Linked DNA regions of Homo sapiens: all the other regions are linked to region 1. Evidence: chromatin loops called from intact Hi-C (ENCODE). Cell type or tissue: gastrocnemius medialis. All regions are shown on one strand.

Evidence for each region. A loop is a pair of places that touch in the nucleus more often than their neighbours do. Peaks named below come from ENCODE experiments on the same cell type or tissue, not always from the same donor. Only the 100,000 strongest peaks of a DNase experiment are listed, where the experiment ranks them.
Region 2: it touches region 1 in a loop (24-fold over the local background); 11 of 110 quality-filtered maps call a loop at or near these places.
Region 3: a loop joins it to region 1, with 2.7 times the contacts of the local background. A loop is called at or near these places in 2 of 110 quality-filtered maps.

Annotation. Positions count from the first base shown.
Region 1 is chr1:48,548,656-48,556,655 of GRCh38, forward strand. The region is part of intron 11 of AGBL4 (AGBL carboxypeptidase 4); the gene reads right to left. Among named protein-coding and RNA genes, the nearest start is that of SPATA6, 80 kb to the left of the region's middle. In gastrocnemius medialis, a CTCF peak has its summit at 3,971 (motif pointing right); a DNase peak (open chromatin) is centred at 3,996; H3K27ac peaks cover 609 bases.
Region 2 is chr1:48,813,360-48,821,359 of GRCh38, forward strand. All of the region lies in intron 6 of AGBL4 (AGBL carboxypeptidase 4), which reads right to left. Among named protein-coding and RNA genes, the nearest start is that of BEND5, 40 kb to the left of the region's middle. In gastrocnemius medialis, a CTCF peak has its summit at 4,349; no DNase peak of the experiment used is centred here.
Region 3 is chr1:48,672,657-48,680,656 of GRCh38, forward strand. The region is part of intron 6 of AGBL4 (AGBL carboxypeptidase 4); the gene reads right to left. Among named protein-coding and RNA genes, the nearest start is that of BEND5, 100 kb to the right of the region's middle. In gastrocnemius medialis, a CTCF peak has its summit at 4,835 (motif pointing right); DNase peaks (open chromatin) are centred at 4,935 and 5,437.

The DNA.
Region 1 (8,000 bases):
CTCCCTGCAGCTCTTCTAGAACCCTCAGCAAGCTCAGCTGGCCTGACTGCATTGAAGGGTGCTGAGCTCTGCCCCACTTCTCAGACACAATAACCCACTTCTCCTTTCCCCCTAGTTGTGGGCCATGGCAGCTCTGATTACCATCTCCATTTTGCAGATGAAAAATCAGAAGTCACTTGTCTGATGAGTCACATCAAGTATTGGCGCAAGGAGGATTGAAACCCATTGATTTATTCTCTCATTTGTTCATTTATATATTCATATTAAGTGGCTTCTATGTGCCAGACACTGTTCTAGGAGCTAGGATACAACAAAGAGAAAACAGACACATCCCTGTCCTCATAAAGGTCTTTTCTTGCCATTATCCTGCTTCCAAATAAGAAAATTGAATTCCTACCTGCTCCCTGTTTGGAAACTCCCACCTAGAATTCATTTTCTGCTCATACTCCTGCCCCTCCCAGCAACAGATGATCACCATTAAAGGGGGAAGATTAATTGTGCAGAGGGATAGGCCAAGGAAAAGTGATTTCTCTTTGGTAAGGCTGACAGCACTGCTAGAATATTAAGAGGCACCTGCCTAGGAGCCTCTAGGTAAAGCTAGAAGAAAAATGTGACAATGAAATATCTTTTGTCTCTGCCTGCCTCACCAATCCTCCCACAGTGTCAGACAAGTGCATGACTAAACAGGTGAATCCTTCTCTGAAGTGCAGTGTGGAGGCTGCAGATGCAATTGCAGAGTCCTTTCCCATTGCAGGCAAGTCCAGAGGCACCCCCTAGGTAAGAAGACCTGTGAAAGAGAGGAGAGGGAGAAGGAGAGGGAGAGGGAGAGGGAGAAAGAGAGAAAGAGATAGAGAGAGATGGATTAGAGGGTCAGGGAGAGACAGCAGGAGAGAGGAAGAGACAAAGAGGCCGCAGAGGCAGAGACCAAAAGCGAAAGAGATGCAAATGGACAGGAAAATACAGAGAAACTGGTCAGGATGAGGCAAGAAGATAAGGAGAGAAGGATAATCAGAGAGGCTGAGAGAGACTCAGGCTTGAAAACTGAGGAGAAATGGGGTGAGGAGCAGAGAGAGAAAAACAGGGAGCAAATGACAGAAAAGGAAAGAATCAAACTGAAAGAGGTGTGAGAGAGATATAAATGTAGGCAACAGGAGAAGGGAGGGAGAGAGGGGAGAAAGGCAAAAGATAAGACAGAAAGAGACAAAAGAAAAAAATGCAGAGAAGCACAGCCGCAGAGGACAGACTGTAAATGAGATGCATAAGACTGAAATAGAGACAGGAACAGTGAGAGAGACTGAGAAGGACTGAGAGAAGAAGGTGGAGAGACACAGATAGGGACGGGAAGGGAGGCCTCTTTTTTGATGGGTGAAATGCAATTCCACAGAGTAGGTATTTCCTGAAAGGCTCACTTCACGGAGGATGCTGGAGATGAATGCTTATACGGAAATTGTGAGAAGAGTGTCCAATCCATCACAGAATGAATTAAAGTTTGGGGTAACTATAAGGCTCGAAATTAGTTTTCCATTGCCACTGTAACAAATCACCACACACTTAGTGGCTTAAAACAACAGAAATGTATTCTCTCAGTTCTGGAGGCCAGAAGTCAGAAATCAGTTTCACTGGGGCCAAAATCTAGGTGTCACAGGCCTGCATTCCCTCCACAGGCCCCGGGGAGAAAACAGAGAAATAGTTGGTTTCTGGTGGCTGTTGGCATTCCTTGCTTTGTGATCATATCATTCCCATCTCTGCCCCCATGGTCACATTGCCTCCTCCCTCTTCAGTGTATGTCAGATCTCTCTCTGCCTGTCTCTTCTAGGGATACATGTGATTGTATTTAGGACCTATCCAGATAATCCAGGATAGTCTCAACCTCCCATCTGAAGAGCCTTAACCATAACATTTACAAAGACCTTGTTTCCATATAAGGTATTATTGATAGGTTCTAGGGATCAGGAACCGAATGTCTTTGGGGGTCATTATTCAGCCTATTCCACACTGCCTGAGATTTCATCTGCTTAGCTAAGAGCTGGCAGATGAAACATCCTGGCATACCCAGGATGAAGGTGCTGGGTATCAGGGGTGGAGTTCTGGCTCTGTGTAAGACACCTTGCTGGGTGCTCCACCAACTCCACCCCACCTGACCTACACATGCAGCAAGTGGATTTACCAGGATTCAGACCCAGATATGTCTAATTTCAGAGTGCTTTTTGCTGGCATTATTTGCTGCCTCTCAAGGGCAATGTTGCCTACCGTACTTCTTAAACATAGTAAACCTGCTCCTCCTCTTCCTCCACTGCTATTGCATTGTTCAGATCCTTGTCTCTTATCTGAACTATTGCTTCAGCATCCTAATTGGTCTTCTGGCTTCCAGTTTCTCCCCATTATTGCTGAGAATGATGTTCTCACAATTGCTGACCTTGTCACTTCCTGACCTACAACCCTACACTGATTCACTGTCACCTCCAAGGTAAGACCTAAATTCTCAGATCTGGCTTTCATGGCCTTCCATAAGCTAGTATAAGCCTTATCTCCTGACACTGTATTCCGTTGTGCATGTATTTAGAAGGCCAGGTTTAAAGTCCAAAAAGCATGGGTTTTAATCCTGGCTCCTACATGTTTAGCTGTGTGAACCTGGGCAGGCTATTTACTGTCTCTGAGCCTTAGTGTCCTCATCTCTAAAATACATAATGCTTCCTACCTCAGGATTATTGCATTGATTAGAAATTATATATCCAAGATACCCAGTACAATGCTGGTATGCAGTAGCTTTTTTATTATCATTACTACATATGAAACTGTCATCTCCAACAAAGTATGAGCTCTTCAAGGACAAGAGTGTGTCACATTCACATTTGTTTCCAGAGTTATTTAGCATGTTAGGCCTATGAACAAAGGTAGGGAGAAAAAGCAAGACAAAAACAAATCAAGATGAGAGAGAGAGAAAGAAAAGAACAGAGAGACAGAGACGGGGAGAGATGAAGAAACTATTTGTAAAATTCTGTGTTTTCTGGACGTTTGGTATAACATCTTGTAGGTTTCTTCCATGCTGTGTGCCTTGGTTTCCTCTCCTGTAAAATTGGCGGGCAGTTGAACTAGATGATCTCTAGTTCTAATTCTCACTCTCCGCTCTACCCTGGGAAAAACGTTTCCCTGGAGCAGGGGATATCCTTTCTGACCAAGCAGATGTGCAGCAGCTTTATCAGGTGTGACAGTGCTGCCCATCACCCTAATGGGGTCTTTTGAAGAGAAGCCAAGTTAGAGGCTGGTGGGCTAGATCAGATGGAGATCTGACCTCATTTTTAATGTGCCTGATTCTGGATGAGATAACCTTGGTGGGTATTTGGACTTCAGACCACATTAGGCAGGTTGCTGTTATTCATTCACTTGTTCATTCATTATTTATTTTTCATTCATTCATTTATTTTTGAGATGGAGTCTTGCTCTGTCGCTCAGGCTGGAGTGGAGTGGTGCGATCTCAGCTCACTGCAACCTCCGCCTCCTGGGTTCAAGTGATTCTCCTGCCTCAGCCTCCCAAGTAGCTGGGACTACAGGTGTGTGCCACCATGCCCGGCTAATTTTTGTGTTTTTAACAGAGACGAGGTTTCACCATGCTGATCAGGCTTGTCTCGAACTCCTGACCTTATGATCCGCCTGCCTCAGCTTCCCAAAGTGCTAGGATTACAGGCATGAGCCACTGCACCCAGCCTCATTCATTATTTATTACTCATTGATTCATTCAACAGATAAGTTATCAATCACCTCCTCTGTGCTGGGCCATGTAATAGGTATACAGAACATTCACACTGGCTATGTAGAGTAAACAAAACAGGAATGGCTGTGCTCTCAATCTGTTTATAGTCCAGGTACTATTGACATGTTTGGCTAAATGATTCTGTGTTGTGGGGGCAGCCCTGTGCATTGTAGGGTGTTTAGCAGCATCCGTGGTTTCTCCCACTAGATGTCAGCAGCACCCACCTCATTGTGACAACCAAGTGTGTCTTCAAACATTGCCAAACACTCCCTGGGGCAAACACACCTGGGGGTGAGAACCACTGGTCTAGTGGTTGTACAGTATCTGGTGGAGATACAGCAAGTGACATGAGAGAGGTGGGCAGGATCTTGACTGGGAAGGGTCTTGGCTTCCCTACTTAGAAAAAAGTAATCCCTGAATGGATCCTTGGAGACAGGGAAGGGGAGAGGGATACCACTCACAGGCTGCATTAATCTAGTAAGACGGTTATCTAATCACCCTCCTCATTACTTTGGCAGGGAAGAGTGTCCTCCCTCCATTTCTAGCACACCTCAATACCCGAGATGCCTCTCCCTTCTCTACTTGCCCAAGACTGCTGGTATTTATAGCTTGTCTGTCTAACTCAGACCCACTTCTCACTCAAGAGGGAAATTAATCTCTCTCTCCAAATCCCACACTATCACTTGCCTCATGGCTTCCTCATTCCCCTGCTCCTCCAATCCAGGCACCAGCAATTTCCCAGCAGTGCCTCCCTTTCCCCACTGACAGTTGACCGTGGCTCTGAAAATTGGCTCTTGGAATCAGCTGTGCCTGCCCAGCTGGGCCCCAGCTCAGCAGTGCCTGGGACTTTGATGCAGTTCAACCTGAGAGGGGGCTCTGCTTTTCTGAGAGATATTCAGCTCCTGCTTGTCTCACATATATTTTTAGAAGCTTCAACTGGATGCACAGTTAAAAATGAGACTGAAGACCAAAGTAAATATTTGCATAGCAGGATCTTGGAGTGGCGGAGAAGAGAGAAGGAAGAGAGGAGTTCTGATGGGCCTGGCTTCAGGCCTCAGCTCTGCTTCTGAGTGGCTGCACTTGCTTGGAGCAAGTCTCCTTTAGGTATCAGTTTTCCAATCTGTAAATTTGGAGGAGGGACTGGCTTGCCGATGTTTTGAAACATTTCAGCTCCGATGTTCTGTGAGCCTCTATATCAGAAGGGCCATTAAGGGGTTCCTGAACCCTCTGATACTACTGACAAACTGTGTAAATTTTCTGGGAAGAGTATTCATAATTTTCTACAATTTTCAAAAAAAAAATCAGCATCTTCTAAAATGTTAAGAATCTCTGCTCTAGGTCTGTGGATAGAGATAATTGAGTTTATCACCAACTTCCTGGTAATGTTCCTTCTTCTCATTTTCTAACCTGTTCCCTTGTTATAGTCTGACTCTTCTGCGATTAGTGAGAATCTGGCAGAGTGCAGGGGAGTAAAACCAAGCTAGACTTGAAATGGAATGAACAATATGAAGAATCTATCCTGAGTGCATCTGCATTAACTTAACTAGAAAACCTCAAAGAGTCCTGTGGCCCAAGTCTGCTGCAGCGGTCAAAGAACAGTGCAGCAAAGAAGATCCCTAGGAGGTAACTGCAAAACTCAGCTGAAGTCTGGGCCATTCTGTGGGTGAGAATTGGGGTTCGGTCTTTTCCTGGGAAGCATCAAATCCTGGGCTCAGAACTTAAAAGGTCCACTAAAGGGTTTGCTGGAGGGACAGGACATGGGGTCCTCTACCTTTAAAAGAAGCCCACTCCCCTGCTCTTGTGTCTTCACCCCTGATTAGGCCTGAATCTGAAGCACTTACATGGATTAATGGAATGAGCAATGTCCTGTGAATCAAGAGACCTATATTTGAGCAACAGCTTTCACCAAATGCTGTATGCCTTGGGCAGGTCACTGACCCACTCCTGGGCTTCAGTTTCTCCATTTAGACAATAAAGAGGAATTGGCTTGCTTCACAGTTTCACCAAAGAATGACTATTATTATAGTGAAACTCCATTATAATATCTCATTATTGGTCATTTCCTTGCATTTATTCCTCATTTTGAGACATCCTTGTTATATTTCAAGCAAAACAGCAATGAATCCCATGCCTAGGAAGTGTGTGATTATAAACTTAAATCCCAATCTTTAGGACCCTCATGGTTCTAACATTTTATGATTTTTTTTTTCTGCTGTGATGTTACTTTCTTTTTAACTGTTGTTTTGAACTTAAAACTTAGGGAATGAAATTAATGTTGATGACCACGGACTATTTTCCAGGTACTGTGCTAGTTTCATTTATTACAAGCAAGGTAGATTTTGGTATCCTTGTGTTATAGGTTAGAAAACTGAGGTTCAGAGATGTCACCTTTCTAATACCACTCAGTTAGCAAGCGGACGGTTAGGACTTAAACTCGGGTCTGTCCTACTACAAGGCCTGTGGCTTGAAAAATTATTTTTATGCTATAATTCTTTATTATTTTAACTTTCTTAAAATTAATTCATTTATTCAATATTTATTGAGTATCTGCTGTGTAAGGTACTGTGCCAGACGCTATGGGTTTGGAGATGAGAAATCAGTCCCTGTTCTTGAGCAGCCTTTAGAGAAGACATGTAAATAAAAGTTGCAAGTTAGGGCAATGACACTATGGCAGGGGAAATAAGGGAAGTCAGGGTGCAAAAAGTGGGATTTAATATTGGAGACACCCTGGAAGCTTCTCAGAATAGGAAACACCTGAGCTGAATTGAGGGGGTAAGATTGTCTTTTTTTTTTTTCCTGAGATAACTCTTTATTAAACAAGTTAGTCAACAATTAATTGAGAATCTATGATGTACCAGATACTTTTCTAGTTTCAGGAATACAATTGCATACAACGACAAACTCTTATAGAGCTCACAAGGGAAGAAAGGCAGTAAACCAACCAACAAATACAGTATAAGATTGAAATCCAGGTGACTGGAAAAGTAAGACTTGGCCAGGTAAAGAGAGTTGAATGGCATGAAACAGCATCCTGAATAAAGGCAGAGGCATGTGCAAGCATGCTGAGGCATGATGATCCCTTTGAAGATGTTTGTCACGGCTGGAATATCTTCTAAAAGATAAAGAAGGAAGCAAGAGAAAAATGCAAGCACAGATCATGAGTGCCTTGTGTGATGTTATGAGTATGAACTTTCTCCTGCAGATAATGGGAAGCCAGGGGAGGGTTTTAAGAGACAGAGGCACAATGCTCAAATTTGGTTCCAGGGTGATTTCTCCTGTGGCCCTGGTGAAGTGGGATTTGAAGGGGACCCAGACTGCAGACAGGAAGAATGGTCCTGGTCCAGGGAGAATGGTGAGTTAGGGCCTGAGCTCAGGCACTCTCAGGGGAGTTGTGAGGAGGACAAAGAATTAGAAATATTTGTCTAGTAAGAAAGATGATACTTGGGTGCTGGCAGAGGTGACTGGACTAGGAAAAGCATCAAGAATAGCACACCAGGTTCCTGCCTTGGAGAACTGCATGGTGGTGTTCCCATCAACCTTGGGAAGGAAGTCTAAAGGTGGCTCCTAGAAGGCAGGGAGCTCTGTGCTCCCTAGAGTACTTTCCATCCTGCCCTTCTTAGTAGTAATGTTGCCTAATTTTATTTTGCTATACCGATGTGCCAAGTAGCTATTATGATTCCTATAGTGAATCTCCATTAAAAGGACCAGTTAGTGGAATTTTCTTGTATCTAATGCTCTTCTTTGGACATATCAAGCAAAGCTGACAATGATCCCACTGACAGGATGGGTATGAGGCTGGCCTTAAACTCCCCATGAGGCCAACATATTTATCCAATCTTTAGGACAGAATATGTTTTCTCTGGAACTTTTCCTTTCTCTTCCATTCTCACTCCCCCACACCTCTGACGGGCCAGCTGGCCTGTCTGTCTGACTGACTGCCTCCCTCTCTTTAATATATGCTAATCAGGATCCACTCACTGTCAGGATATAAAACATGCCTGTTCCATGTCTCACTCCATCCTGCTCCATTTTAGTAACTATAAGAACAAGCATATTATATCCCACGCGTTCATTCACCCCATGGGCAACAGGATTTCTTAAACCAGTTCTATGCCACTTGTCATCTTCCCTCTGTGGCAGGGCCTCTGCCCAAAAGGCTGTTCCAAACCCCCTGCCTCGTTGCCTCTAAATAACTCCTACTAATTCTTCAGACGTCAGCTCCACTGCCACTTTGGCAAGACAGCCATCC
Region 2 (8,000 bases), 260 kb after region 1:
CAAAAAAACTTCAGTTCATGAGTGGAAATAAGCAATGGGAAAATCAAGTAGGTTGTTCTTAGATGTCCAGATTTGTAAGCACATGGCATTAGGGAGGTCTGGACTCTTGGTTGAGGTTCAAGAGAAGAGAGAAGTGATTCCAGGCTCCCAGGAGGAGGCTGACCTCATCTAAAGGGAGCCTAGGCTTGATGATGGAAGCCTCACGTATTATCTCATTTATTGTTTACTATATCTACAACCTGGCCACCAGGGCTCTCTGCACTAGGGTTTGAGCTCAAATTTCCAGCTAAGAGTAAGGTGTTGCTTTGCTTCTCATGGGTCAGACTTTGTGTATTTCCCTTCCTTGAAGCCTTGGTGGAAAGTAATAACTGGTGATGGAGCAGAATTGGGTAAGGTGGATCCTAGTACTAGACTTACTATTCTTCCTGTGTAGACTTCTTTGCTCCTTCTCTTCTGGCTCTGATGGAGACATTTTGGGTAGCTTTTTTTTTTTTTCAAATCAAGGCTCAGGAGAGGGCTCTGGGAGAAAAGGACCTTCATTTTAGTTCAGCTCAGCTCAGTCATGTTATGCACTGGGATTTGGAGCCAAAATCCTAGGTAATAATAATAATAACTAACTTCTCCTCTCTTGTGAATATATTTGCCTCAAGGAGTTGCCAGGGAGAATTGGCTGAGATGAGGTTAGATTTGGGTATTTTTGAATCCCCTGGCAAAATCCTGTCATGATGTTATTTCAGCAACACCTTCAGCAATATTGCTGTCAAGTAGTTTTAGCCAGAGACTGATTGTCCCCCAGTTCCCTGTCAACCTCCTCCTTGGGACCTTGAATCTCTTTGCTCTTCTCTTGATCTTCAGCCAAGAGTTTAAACCTCACTGGTGTAATTTACTTGCTAACATTAACATTTAAGGACTTCCTGCTTATTTTCCCATCACTGAATTCTGCTCATTTGCTACTTTTTAAAAATATTTTTTAATTGACATATAATAATTGTACATATTCATGGGAAACATAGTGATATTTTGATATATATAATATATAGTGATCAGATCAAGGTAATTAGCATATCCATCATCTCACACTTATTTCTTTGTGCTGGAAACATTCAATATCATTGTTCTAGCTGAAATTATATAACTATTATTGTTAACTATAGTCATCCTACAGTGGCATAGAGCCCTAGAACTTATTCCTCCTATCTACCTGTAATCTTGTATCCTGTAGCAAATCTCTCCCTATGTATGAGATCAACTTTTTTTTTTTTTTTTTTTAGCATCCACATATGAGTGAGAACATGCGGTATTTAACTTTCTGTTCCCGGCTTATTTCACTTTACAGAATGTCCTCCAGCTTCTTCCATGTTGCCATAAATGACAGGATGTCAGTCTTTTTGATGATTGACTAGTATTCCATTGTGTATATACACCACATTTTCTTTATCCATTCATCTGTTGTTGGACACCTAGATCTACATCTTGGCTGTTAACAGTTCTGCAATAAACATGGTGGTGCAGATGTCTTTTTGATATACTGATTTCCTTTCCTTTGGATAAATGCCCAGTAGTGGGATTGCTGGATCATGTAGTAGCTCTATTTGTACTTTTTTGAGGAAACTCCATACTGTTCTCCACAGTGGCTGTACTAGTTTACATTCCCATCAACGGTGTATAAGAGTTCCCTTTTCTCCACATCCTTTCCAGCATTTATTATTTTTGTCTTCTCAATAATAGCCACCCTCATGGGTGAGATGATACCTCATTGTGGTTTTCATTGGAATTTCCTTAATGATTAATGACATTCAGCATTTTCCATATATTTTTTGGTCATTTGTATGTCTTTTGAGAAATGTCTGTTCAGATCATTTGCTCATCTTTTGTTGGGACTCCAGGGACTGATTATTCCAACAATAATGGTGAATTTTTCAAACAAACAGGTAGGGTACTTGACCTCATGCTTAGTTACATTTTCCCTTTCATGTTTTCCTTCACTGTTAAACAGAACAGTGAGTTGAATACCAGAAATTCAACCAGGGTGAGTAAATTACCAAGGTAATAGCAATAATGGCCATTTGTAGAACAGTGTGGTATGATGGAAAGAACAGGAGTCAGTAGGAACTAATTTTGAATCTGTGCTTAGTTAACCAGCTCGGTAGCTTTCAACAAGTGACTTCACTCAGTTTCCTTATCTAAAAAAAAATAGGTGTCATAATTCCTACCAGATAAGTTTTTTGAGAGAAGTAAACTATATTTAATTCCTCAAGGGTTGAGTGCATAATATATTCTTCATATACTCAGTATCTATAGAGCACCTGGCACACAGTAGGTAGAAAGTGAAAGATAGCAGTTAGTAATATTTATTTGGGAGAGAATATATTATAAACATCCAGGCAAATCAAGAAAGAGAACGATCATCTTGTTCTTCACTGTATGGATCTCAAAATCAGAAAGGCAGATGGGTTAAGAGTTCAAGGCAGTTCTAATTACAACGCTAATGTTATTAGCTGTTAATTATCTGCATGTTGCTATCAACTTAGCTCAGTCAGATGTGGTCTCTCTTTCTGAAAGCAAATCTTGGTTCTCTAAAATATCTCTAATGTAATTAATATATTTCATTACCTTTGTTCTGGCATTAGCTGCTCAAACTAAACAAAACATGGGCAGATTTTGGCCACTTATTGAGGAACTGTTTTGTGTGTGTGTGTGTGTGTGTGTGTGTGTGTGTGTGTGTGTGTGTGTAGAGAGAAAGAGAGAGAGACAGACAGACACAGACAGACAGAGACAGAGAGCTAGACAGAGATGTCGCCAGCTCTGTTGATTATGGATTTTGCTATATAGAATTACAGTTAAATGCTTATGTCAGATTAGCAGTGGTTAGCTGGGGAGAAGGTTGTATACAAGTTGAGGACTAAAGGTAACCTTTGAAATAGTTGCACTGTTGCTTTTTGGATGGGCAGATACGATTTGAAGTCCCTTGATCATATCTGAGATCATCCTTTTATGGCAGAACAGCCAGATTTTGCTTTGCCAAGTCAATCTAAAAAGTAACTCAAACAGAACTGTGGTGGGGCCTGGCCTCTACATTCAGGTACTTGTAGGAATAAGATAAGGAATAGGTATATGTTGAATGAGGTATAATAAGAATTTGAAATACCTTTTAACCAGATAACTACAAAGGCAAGAAACTTATCATGTTTCTAAAGAGAGCAAGGAAATGCCAGCCTGTAACCCTCAGGTTTAAGGGTCAACTCTCATTTCCCTCAAGGATTATGGTAACTAGTCCCTATAATCAATAAGAAACCTCTGGTACCCTCTGAACTTTTGTAAGAATCTTGAAAGATGCTTCTTCATGTGTACATACAGTAATTCAACAAATGTTTGAACACCAACTATGTGCCCAGCAGAGAGATGAATAAGATATGGTTCTGTCTGTAAAGCGTCCACAATCTAATGAAGGAAAAAGATATCATAGTATGCAGTAGTATGATACATGCTACGATAGAGGTTTGTGCAAACCACTGTGAAAGCACAGAAGATATACCTACATCTGTCTAGGCAAGGAGGGGCTTAGAGAATGCCCTCGAAGGTGGTCACGATGAATAGGAATTAACTAGATCAACAAGTGTGAAGGAAGTCATTTGAGGCTGAGGGACCAACATGTGCAAAAGCCTGGAAATGAAATAGAAGTTAGTCCATTCTAGGAACTGTAAATACTTGAGAATAGTTTGAGCACAAAGAAGAAAAACTGGGAAAAAAAATGAGGAGGGGTGTTTGCCCAAGTGCTTTATGAAAGCCAGAGATGAGCGCCCACCCCTCTCCCAACGTATGACATTTTGAATGTTGCTATTTCCTGCCCCTAAAGATCCTTTATCACTGGAATAGTGGTATTCTGTTAAGTTTAGGCCTCAGCCTATCCACTTAAAAAGGTACCTGGTTGACTAGCCTCCAGAATCAAATGAGATAGTGGATACAAAGAACGTAACATAATCCTGTCACTCCATGGAGTCAGAAGACCTGTTTAATCACTAGCTTTGACATTTAGGGCCCAAGTGTGAACTTGGGAAAAAGCTATTTAACTAGCCTGAACTTCAGTTTCTTTATTTATCAAATGGGTGTGCTTATGGAGAGGATTCAATAAAATAATTTTCTATCATTCAATATATAAACCGAGTTTTGCTGCTTAAGCAAAATGGTTTATTAGTATTAATCCTGTGGGTATCTGGACCCCTGTTCCATTTATGCATGTGTCCAGATCAAGTTGTCTAACTTGCCACACTGATGAGCTTGAGTTCTCCCAACAGCTTTGGTCAACTAGAATCCCAGCTGACCATACAGGCTGGCTCTTTGCTGCCCCCACCTGTCTGGAGCCAGCTTCCACAGTAGCAACAGGACTGGAAGCCCAGCCTGGTGCTGCAGCTTTGGCCTCCCTCCCACACATCCTGATATGTCAGGAATAGAAAGTGCAGCACCTAGGACTAACCTCAGCTCATACCCCTTCCCAGTGTGTGTTTTTGTGTGCTTGCAGATGCACCTGGGAGATGCAGATCCATTTTGGGTGAATGGTGGAGGCTGTGTAGTCAGTAGGCAAAAAGCTAATACGTTCCTGTTTGTCCAGAGCCTCAGTGACTTCTTAAGCACCTGAGAGTCTGCAGTCTTACCGGAAACATTCCCGAGATTAGGTCAAATTCATATCTGATAGTCAAATTTGGAAAGGCCACCATTCTCCTTCAGAAGCAAATGATTTCACCAGCTCCATCTTCCAGCCGGAAACATTCCCGAGATTAGGTCAAATTCATATCTGATAGTCAAATTTGGAAAGGCCACCATTCTCCTTCAGAAGCAAATGATTTCACCAGCTCCATCTTCCAGCTGCGTAAATTAGTTAATTACAAAGGCTGTAATTTGCAATCAATATTATCTCCGTGGCATCTACTTCACCGAAGGAAAATATTTATGGCCATATTTGAAAAGGGGCATATTGCCTTAATTGGGAGCCATACATGAAACATTGCACTAAGTGACTCTTAGGGCACTGATGTCAGTTTTTGCTTTTTTGGTCTGGGAGGTTTGGGGGAGAAAACACAGGCAGATTCTAGATAAAGGCCCTGATTTTCACAAGATAAAAACAGCCACAGACACTGATCCTCAGACACAAATCCTAAACACAGAGAAATGCTTTATGCACAAAGATGCCTGTGATTGAATTTTTTATAATGGTGAAAAAATATGCACTTAAACGTTCAACCAAACAGTTATTTACTTACTTATTTACTTGATGGAATATTATCTAGTCTTAAAAACAATGGTTATGAACAACTATATATTAACATGGAAAATTCTAATACTGTAATATTAAGAGAAAAAAGAGTAAGAAAAATACTAGATATTTGACATCTTCTTTATAATATGCATGCAAAAAACAGCCTGGAAAGAAATACATCAATATAGCAACGGTGATAGTTTTTGAGCATTTTAAGTTTATTTTTTCATGTGTTTTTCTTGAATAGACATATATTGATTGGCAAGCAGAGGAAATGATTTGTCATAATGGCAACCCCACAAAGTCACTATATTCCACATCCTGGAGTGAGGAAGCTAGCCTGCATCATGGAAATATATTTTCCTTCAATTAGGAAGCAAGTATTAAAAATATATACAATGGACTGGATGCTTGTCTTTGCCCTCAAAGCTTCATGAAATATTGAAGAAGGACAACTCTGCTGCTGTGTGAAAGAGGCTCGTACAGACAGTTTTCTCCTAAATCAGCCTGGGTGGTCAGTGAAGGCTTCCTAGAGATGACGATATTGAAAATAGATTTTGAAGGATAAGGAGGCAGATAAGGAGATAAAGCATTCTGGAAAAATAAAACAGGACAAAAAGGTATGGAAGTGTGAAAGAATCTGTTATGTTTTGGGGAATAACCAGTGCTTAGTTGTGGCTAAAATGCTGGGTGCATGAAAAGGAGTGATAAAAGGGGTCATTAGGCCAGATTCTGAAGAGCCTTGAATGCCAGTGTAAAGCAGCCCTTCTCTGAGAAAGGCTAGAGAGGTTGGCATTTATCCTGAGGGCAATAAGGAAGCATCAAAAGTGTTAAGCAGGGTCAGGAAGTGGCCAGAGTCATATGCCAAGAAGGTCTCTCCGGCTGCAGCATGGACTTGGGAATGGATTTAAGGGGTGGATTTGTGGGGGATACAGATACAGGTTGAAGGTAGAGAGGCCAATTTGGGGACTACAGCAGTAGTTCTGGTGAAAGTTGCAAAGTGTGAACCAAGGAATGCTAGACTTACAAGAGCCCCTGGAAATCTTCTAGTCCAGTGTTTGCATTTGACATTGGAGGAAAAACAAGCTCCAGAAGGGGAAGAACTTTTATTTGTAAGGAGTTCTTTGCAAGACTCTTAATAGGCTTTAGCCCATCCACCAATGTATGGTGTTTCTGTTCTCTTTAAAGTGTTCTTGCCAATAGGTGGTCCAGCTTTTGCTCACACACATCCAGTGATGGGGATCTTGCCACCTAAGAAAGCTGATAGTAACCCCACTCTTGATTCAAATGGTTCTTCTATTGAGCCTAAAATGGGCTCTCTTAAGCTCTGCTCTCCAATCATAGTATTCCCTCATGTAGCCACACAAAGCCATTCTGCTGCCTTCTGCATTGTGCTGTGTGTTTTCATGCTGATTGTCTAATTCAACCTTCCTAACTTCCATTCTAAGTAAGCACAATTATTATTTCTACTTTACAGGTGGAAAAATTGAAACAAGAAATTACATGGAACAAGGATAAGGTCTTTTCTCTGGGTTTTCTATTTGTTATCCTCAGGTTATTTTGACTCCAGTGCTATAGTTCTGAGTACTGTCTGGGCCCTGGGACTTCCTTAGAAAACACTCTCATTTAAGGTTTGAAGATCTGAACTGAATATCGGGTTCCCCAGAGACCTATAACTGGTACAGAATATAGAGGCATCATCACTCCTTGTGATGGTTAATTTTATGTGTCACCTTGACTGGCTATGAGGAGGTACACAAATATTGGATCAAACATTATTTTGGGTGTTTCTGGGAGGGCATTTTTGGATGAGTTTAACACTTAAATTGATAAATGTTAAACTATGCTTTATTGTTGAGTAAAGCAGATTGCCCTCCGTAATGTGGGTGGGCTTCATCCAATCAGTTGAAAGTCTGAATACAACAAAAGGCTAAATAAGAGAATATTATTCCCTGAATAAGAGGCAACTCCTCTTACCTCCCTGATTTTGAACTGGGAAACCAGCTTTTTCCCTGCCTTCAAACTCCAACCGAAATATCAGCTGTTCCTAGGTCTTGAGCCTGTCAACCTTTGGACTGGAACTATAGTTGGCTCTACCTAGTTCTCAGGCCTTTGAACTCAGATTAGAGCTATACCATTAGGGGACTTAATAAATGATAAAGTTTCTGCACAGCTAAAGAAATAACAGGGTAAACGGACAAGCTACAGAATGGGAGAAAATATTTGCGAAATATGTGTCTGACAAAGGACTAATATCCAGAATCTACAATAAACTCAAACAATTCAACAAGAAAAAAAACCAAACAATCCCATTAAAAAGTGGACAAAGGATGTGAACAGATATTTCTCAAAAGAAGACATACAAGTGGCCAATAAACATATGAAAAAATGCTCAACATCACTAATCATCAGAGAAATGCAAATTAAAACCACATTGAGATATCATCTTACACCAGTAAGAATGGCTATCATTAAAAAGCAAAACAACAACAGATATTAGTGTGGATGTGGAGAAAAGGGATATGTTGATGGAAATGTAAATTAGTATAACATCTATGAAAAACAGTATGGGGATTTCTCAAAGAACTAAAAATAGAACTACCATTTGACCTAGCAATGTCACTACTGGGCATCTACCCAAAAGAAAATAAATCATTGTTTCAAAAAGACACATGCACTTATATTTTTATCACAGCACAATTCACAATTGCAAAGTCATGGAATCAGTCTAAGTGTCCATCAGTGG
Region 3 (8,000 bases), 120 kb after region 1:
CTGTTTTCCATCCTTAAAACGAGCTGTTGGAGTCATGCCAGCTGAAGGCCCAGACATCACAGAGTAGAAATGTGTGGTCAGATTGCAGATTCTCTGGAAATACATGACAATTGTCATTTTAAGCCACTAAATTGGGGAGTGGAGGAGGTTGTTACGTATTAATAACTAAGAACAATTGTTATGAAATTGATGATGATTCTAATGGGTTACAATACAACAGTCAAGTAAGAGGTGGCTGAAGAGGAACCGTTTTGAGCAGTTACTGTGTACCAGGCACTTTACATACATCAGGATCCAAGTCTTGCCAGGCCCTTTGAAATTTGTATTGTGAGGGCTCAGTACGTTGCCCGGGGCTGCCAGGCTAGTAAGACTCTGAGCTGGAATTTGAACCTTCTCTATCTCAGGAGACTAGTCTTTCTTTTGACATTCCCAAGGGGAAATTTGATTCCCCAGCTATACTAAAGAGATGTTATTCTGTTTGTACTTATGTGCAGGCACCTGCACACATCTGCGTCTGACTGAAACTCCTACAAATACCTGAGGTTTTGTACAAAGTTATTAGAGTTGAGGTGCAAACAGAAATTCAAGTTAAATGGTTTGTAGCCTTGGAAGGACATTATTAATACAATTTCCCCAAGCAGAGAACTGATATATATGAGCACTCCAAGAGCTTCAGGAAAAGTTTCCTTGTAGGCCTGGGAGTAATGTGATCCTGACCCTGAGTGGAAGATCTGTCTTGCCCAATGCTGGAGGAACTCAGATTTGAAGAGTGTTCTTTCTTTCCTATTGAGATCTTCATTGAGTTGTATAAAAATACCACTTTCAATCTCAAATCCCCACTGGCATTTTTATATAAGCACCGAAAATGCTACTGGGCTTTGGAGATTTCACTTAATGAAGGAAAAGTATTTCTATTAAAGAGTGTAATTTTTTTCTCTCTCTCAACATGACATCTTCAGAGGAGCCAGAGAAGCTGAATTGTTCTGGGCTGAGAAAACAAACCAATTGTTCTGGGCTGAGAAAACAAACCAACCCATGCCTTGCCCACGAGTTTGTTAAACAGACTATGGAATGGCGACAGCCAAGGAAGGCAAGGAAGGGTCAGTCATGAGGGAGAAATAAGAGTAATGATTCTGAACCAACTCCCATATGCCCAGGACTATACAGTTTATGAAGCATTCAGGTACTCAACAGGGAGATTACTTCTGTTGCCACTGCCCAAGCTCAACACCGCCCCCATTGCATGTTGTCTGAACAACCACAGAAGCCTCCTGCTGCTTCCTTCCTCCCCTGTAGCCCATTTTCTGGCGGATGGATCTCACTCCCGTACTCCCAGTCCTGCAGCGGCTTCCCCATACACTCGAAGTTAACCCAGGCGGTACTCCCTAGCCCGCTTGTCCCCTGCCCACCTCCCACGCTCGCCTCTTACTGTTGTTTCACCTACTCATCACACCTCCTCACACCTTTCTAGTTTCCTCACACCTCTGTCCAGAGGACGCTCCTGGGTCCTCGGAGCTGGCTCCTTGGGGGCATTAGCTCCATGGCAAAGGGAACTTTGTCTTGTTAATGGCTGTGAATCCCTGCCATACATTCACGCTGGCCGCATATCTACCATGTCAATAAAATACAGCTATCGGTTATTGAGTGATGTCTGCTGGGGAGAATGAGGACCAGAGGAATAAGACTCAAGAGGTGGCTGGGATCAGCAAATTGTCCAAGGTCATATAGCTGGCAAGTGATGAGAGCAGAGTAGACCCAGGTCTGGTTAACGTTAAAGCTGGTGTTCCTTCTCCCTCACCCCAAGCCGTCGTTCACTCACAGAGAGGCCACAGAATGCTGTAGGTGGGCTGGGGGTGTTGGGCGCGTTGGGGCGGGGAGGGGGGGGATGGGTGGGTGAGCATGACCTTAGGTATGGCTGTGCCTGATTTAGAATTCTAGCTCTGCGACTTACTAGCTGTGTTGTCTTGGGAAAGTCACTCAACCTGTGAGTGTCTCAGTCTCCTCATCTGTAAAATGGGAATAATAATATTCATCTTATTGGGTGGCTGTGAGGACTAGATGAATTAAAATAAAGTACTAATAACGGTGCTTGTCACATGGTAAGTCCTCAATTAACTGTGGCTATTATTAGTCATTCTACATGTGTTTCTTGAGCTCCCAGTCACTCCCTCCCCCAGGAAGCCTGCTTCACCCCCAGGCAGTGAGTCACTCTCTGCTCTGTTCCCTCCCAGCCCCTTCTGCTATTATAGCAATTGCCCAGCAGTATAATAGTAATTTGCTTCTCTTTCTGTCCCGCTTTTCCCCTCTGGTGACTCTGAGCTTTTTGGGGGCAGAAGCCCTGTCTTATTCATATCTTCCTGGCACTCATTTTCTTTGTCTCAGACAGAGAAGGGCATTTTGACATGGTTGTTTTGATGTAACGGTTTTGAAATGGCTGCATCTAAATGTAAAATTGGTTTGGAAAATTACTAGGTACTGTGTGAAACAGACCCCCCCGCCACACCCATCGCATGTTGGATCTTCAGTGTCCTTCACTCCCACCAATTCCTTACTGTTCCTGCCATCCTCATCCCCAGCCTTGACCCAGAGCCCACCCTGAGCCCAATCTCTTCCCTCTCTCCCCTCCCTAGACCCCCTTGACAGAAGCGGAGCTCAAGGATGGGGGAAATTCTGGGATGAGAAGAACTAGCCTGAAATGTCTCCATGCCACATTATTTGCTAATGTTTTTTTAAGAAGTTGAAGGTGTGATGGTTTATTTTCTCAGCTGTGTCAAAATGTCCGCATATCAAAATAGGTGAGTCAGAGCAGCCTCATCAACGTGGCTGAAACAAAAGGACAATGTCAAAAAGATATGAAATCTGCATGGGAAGCCACCTGGCATGCAATAGTCCTCAATAATGGATTTTAAAACATCCATCATTGTAAGTGGATTAACAAGCAATCAGCTACACTTAACACCAACTCTCCTGTAGCAATTACTTTTTGTTCCAGTGAGGAGGATTCTACCACCATAAAAATCAGAGGAGTTAAGGATGCTGTCTGATATCACACAGCAGTCACAGAACAGTGACCATTAGAGCTGAGTATGGTCTAATTAATGTCACCATTTACAACCAAGACTCTAAGACAAAAAGTGATTTGACCAAGGTCTCACAGTGAACTGGATTTTTACATGTTAGATCAGAAACATTTGAGCAGTTCTTATATAACTTCTCCACCCTGTGCCCTAAATTCTAGGCCATGCCATCACCAGCGAATGGAATCTTTCTTGAATAAAATAAATTATAAAAATTTAATTCACAGGATATGTTTCCAGAGGGTGTTTTTATAGAATGCCATTATGTGCTCCTCGAAAAAACTCCTAGGATAAACCTGGATTCTTTCTACAAATTCTACCTCAGGTTATACCTGGGGTACATGGAAGTAGAGCTGGACAGACCTGGGTTTGAAGCTGTATGGCCTAGGTAAGTGGCTCCGCCATGGTTTCATCAGAAACTAGGTAAGGAGAGATGTATAAATCACAGTGCTCCACAAAGGTAGCTTTCAGTATTACTGATTTCAGAAACCTTCAGTCCTACCTTCCACCTTCTGGCAGAGCCATTCATTTAGAAAGGCTTGAGTGGGGGGTCTGAAGGTCTGAAGGTGCTGGCAGGTGCTGCAAGTGTGACCTGAGAACCCAGAGGTGAATGAGCATAATGGTAACAAACAGGGACTCAGGCACAAGCGCAGTGACTGCGCTGCTCTCTGAGTGTGTGAGCCCAGGCAAGTTACTTCACTTCTCTGTGCTTCACTCTTCTTGTCCATAGAATGTGGATCATAGCAGACTGTCTCACAGGAACGCCCTCAGGAGGAAATGAGGTTGTATTTGTAAAGCACGTAGAATAGTGCCTGCCACATAGGAAATCTGATATAAATGTTTACTGACTAATAGAAATACCTGATTAAGAACACCCAGTCAGGTGCTCTGCGTCTGCAGAGGGGAATGCTCATCTTGGGCCCTCCCTGGTGAACCATCCTGCAGAAACAGGCTCCTGTGGACAGTTCCTTCACGCTTTCCCCTAGGTATGTGAGGCTAATACACTGGCAAGAAACACGGTTTATTTTCTGTTTCTTAACCCTGGCTGCTTATTAGAACCATGCAGCAGCTTTGTAAAAATACTGATGCCCAGAACACCCCACTGACTGCCCCCACCAAGATTCTAGTTCAGTGTTCTGGGGAAGAACTCCAGCAAACTGTTCTTCTAATTTGCATTGTGGCTGCAAATTGTGCAGCCACAAGGAGAAGAGGACCAGTGGTCTAGTGTGAGCTTGGCCCAGGCTCTCTGCTCCCTGGGTCTCGGTTTCACCATCTGTCATAAGAAGGGGCGGAGCTAGGTGGTCTCTCAGTCCCCTCCAGTTCTAAAACACTTAAGCTCAAGAGGATCAGAAGCCCCAGTAAGTGGCTGGGGCTGGCTCTGATAACACCACTTTGGTCAGAACAACAGGCAAGGGTGTGGGGTGAGTAGACAAGAGAACATGCCTACATCAAGCAAATAATTTTTCTCAGACACAGTCTTTTCCTTGGAACAGGACAAGAAGTACCAATATAATAGACGTGCAGTGTCTCAGGGAACTCACAAAGCTTCCTGCAAGTAGATTGGATTTGTAAGAAAACGTAAGCTGCATGCATGAGGAGAAGGAGAAAGACATTTTTCAAAGGATGAAGGAAGAGGATTAACATATTCGCCACCACAGCAAAGAAGGGGTCCAAATACATGCATGTCAGGGTACAGATCCAGGCTCCTAGGAGGGTAGGAGAAGGGAAAGGAAGGGAAATCTCGGTGGTTGAGCACCTGCTCTGTGCCAGGCGCCAGGGGGCGCATTACTTATATAAGCTCATTGGATCCTGCCAGCCTTGCAGAACGGCTGGCACTCTGATCTCTGTCCTGCAGGCAGGTTAAAGAGCTGTGCCACTGGCCCCAGTCCACATGATGAGCAGCTGCGACGTCAGTCTAACTCCAAAACCCTGCGCTCTTCCCTGACAGCTTGATGCCTCACTTATCCAGAGCTTCCTGTCCTTGTAACGTCACACACCCAGATCACAGCAAAGAGCCAGAAGGAAGCAGAAAAGCCCCTAGAACAGTGCAAGCCAGACACACAGGGACCACAGTCAGGGTCCTGTCAAGCCTCAGGAGAGGCCTCCCAACTTTTTGGGGACACTAGGGTGATGGGGAGATACCTCCGGATTTCTGGAAAGAAGGGGCAAAGCTCATTGTTAGAGAGCTGGTCCACAAACACAGAGGGATGCAGAATGGGAACTGGTAGGCTACTAGGAGACGGGGGCCCTCCCAGGACACAGTTTCTGACTGCCTGACACTACGAACACGTCATCGAAAGGAAGCAGGTGTCAGTTGGCTGTGCTGCCGAAGTACCTCGGGAGCTCTGATGGGGCAGTGACAAGCCCAGCCTGTCTGTCAGGGACAGGGCAGCCTGACAGCGCTAGGATGGTCAGGCCTTCTCAGCACAGCCAGCACCACGGTGGGGTAACTGCACAGCTGCTGGCCACAGCCAGGGGACCTGCCCTCACCCATCCCGCCGCCCCCGCCCTTCTGCCCCACCTTTGCTCTCTCCAGTTGCCTTGTGGATGTCACTCAGCTTCCCCTCAGCTCTTGATTTGAGAGAAGGGCCAGGGATCATGCTTAGGACCAAACTGGCTCCACAGCACCCCTCTCTTTACTTAAGGGACTGAGGGGGAGAACAACACCTGTCAGAAAAATCCCAGTCCCTTCCACTCACACACATCTTGAGAATTTCCCCGGAACCCATGCCCTCTCTTTGCTCAAGGTCAGAGCCCTGACCACAGCCCACAGTGGACTGAGCTGACCCGGGCCAGATTGGGATCTTAGCTGTCTCCCTCCACACATGCCCTCTTTTGGCACATAGTAGGTACCCCATATGTGAATGTTGAAGTGGATGGAGAAGCCCAGCCTGCTCACTTTAAAGCCATGCCTTCAAATAGCACCCAGTGACTAGCTCTTGCGTTTTAATGGTGCAAATGTGGCAATAACAAAGGTGGTAAATGTCTATTTGTCTTCCCATCTTCTAGCAAGGCCATTCTCCAGTTCCTGAGTTCCCCATGGTGTCCTTTCAAAGCCCTTCTCTTTAATGCCAAGTGGAGGAGTTCCAGACAGCAATTTGCATTTTCAATTCTAGAAATCATTAATATTTTAAAGCTGCCAGCACCATGGTTTATTAACACACATTTCCTACCTGCTACTGTTAAAGGGAAACTTTCTGTTTGAGAAAATTTGAACATGGGGTGATTTCCCAACTTTGGTTCAAACTCTGCTCTCAACCCCTGCTCTTAGGACCACATGGTCTAGTGTGGGAGATGGATATGCAAGTTGACAGTGGAATTCTGAGTGCTCACTGAGTTGATTGAGGGAAGCACGGGGTACTGGGGAGCCCAGAGGGAACCCCCTGGCTCAGCCTGAAGGGTGGGCACAGGGTTCTTAGAGGAGGGCTTCTGATTTTAGGGTAACATTTGTACAGATTGTGGAAAGAATGTAAGAGAATCAGAAGGCCTGTGCATAGACACTGGCTTTTGCAACTACTTTGAGTTGTCTTGGCAATAGATTGAGGTTAAGATCAAGGGTCTCTGAGTCAGACAGGCCTGGGTTCAAATTCCAGCTCTGACACCACTGGCTGTGCAGCAATAATCATGGCTAATATTATTTGAGCTGTTACTGGGGTGTCAGAGAGAAGGCTGCCTGACAGGCCTAGGACGATGAAGCCTGCTCAGTACAACCAGGGCCACAGTGGGGGTGATCTCAATGGGTGACCACAGCCGTGGGAACCTGCCTTATCTATCCTCTCCACCTCTCCCTCCCAGCCCACCTCTGCACTCATCAGTGTGGGTGATTTCTTTTAATTCTCACAACCACCCTGTGGGGTCATTCTTGTCACCCTCATTTCACAGAGCAAGAGACTGATAATCAGACTCACTTGCTCCAGGTCACATGGCTAGCCAGTGGATAAGCCAGGATTTGATCTCCAAGCACTGAGTTCTTCTGCTCCTTATTCCAGAGGTGGTTGTGACATTAAGTGGCACATCTACATTAGCACGGCACTGGCACAGGTCATGCAGTCAGCAATGGTAGCTACTATGTTGCTTTTATCACCTTCTAAAGCCCAATTTGTTAGTCGCTTTTCCAATAAGCCCACCCTGATCTCTGCGGCCAGAGGCCGCCGTGTGTCCCAGCTCACGGTGCTTAGTAACTGCTGTCCTCTGTGTGCTATACCTCTCCTGTGCCATGGCCACCTCCCCTGGGGAGAGACTGCATCCTCTCCCTTTATGTTCACTCCTGGCAACCACCACACTTCTTGGCACATTGTAAGGCTGCAGTCAGTGTTTGCTAAATGGAATTGAGAGAAAACACTGTCAGCCAGATCAATTCCCAGAAGAAATGTTTTCCAAAGGTCTTTAGTCTGGGCACATCAATATAAAAATGACGCAGCTATAATTTGCTTTCAGATTCAGACTGGGAAGATGAACTTTAACCCTGTCAAAAAATGAGAACAAATTAAATTGAAGCACAAAGTCGTTTCCCTTGTTCCAGGGCTCTGGATTTCTAATTAATGTGCAGCACAATTCTGAAGGCTGCAAGGGGATCAGTAAGATCGTGTCCGTTACCTTGCAAACTGAGTAGAGCTCAAGATAGAGCTTTTTGTTTGCTTATTTGTTTTCCTTTCCTGGGATGTATTGTGCTTCTTGTGGTACAGGTTCATAGATGAGAGCAATCCCAGGCGATCAGAAAAAAAATGATTGCTAGAAGCTGACCTTGTACAAAAGAACACACAACAAAACAGCTCTCAACACAATCACTCCCCGACCCTGTCCCAGAGGATAGCAGCTTAGCCCCAGGAAGTTAGAAAAACCACAACGAATTTCAGTGGCACATGCTGAAAAGGTGACGGCCACCTTGTGGCAAGGCCGAAGAAGAATTCCCTCCGTGACTAA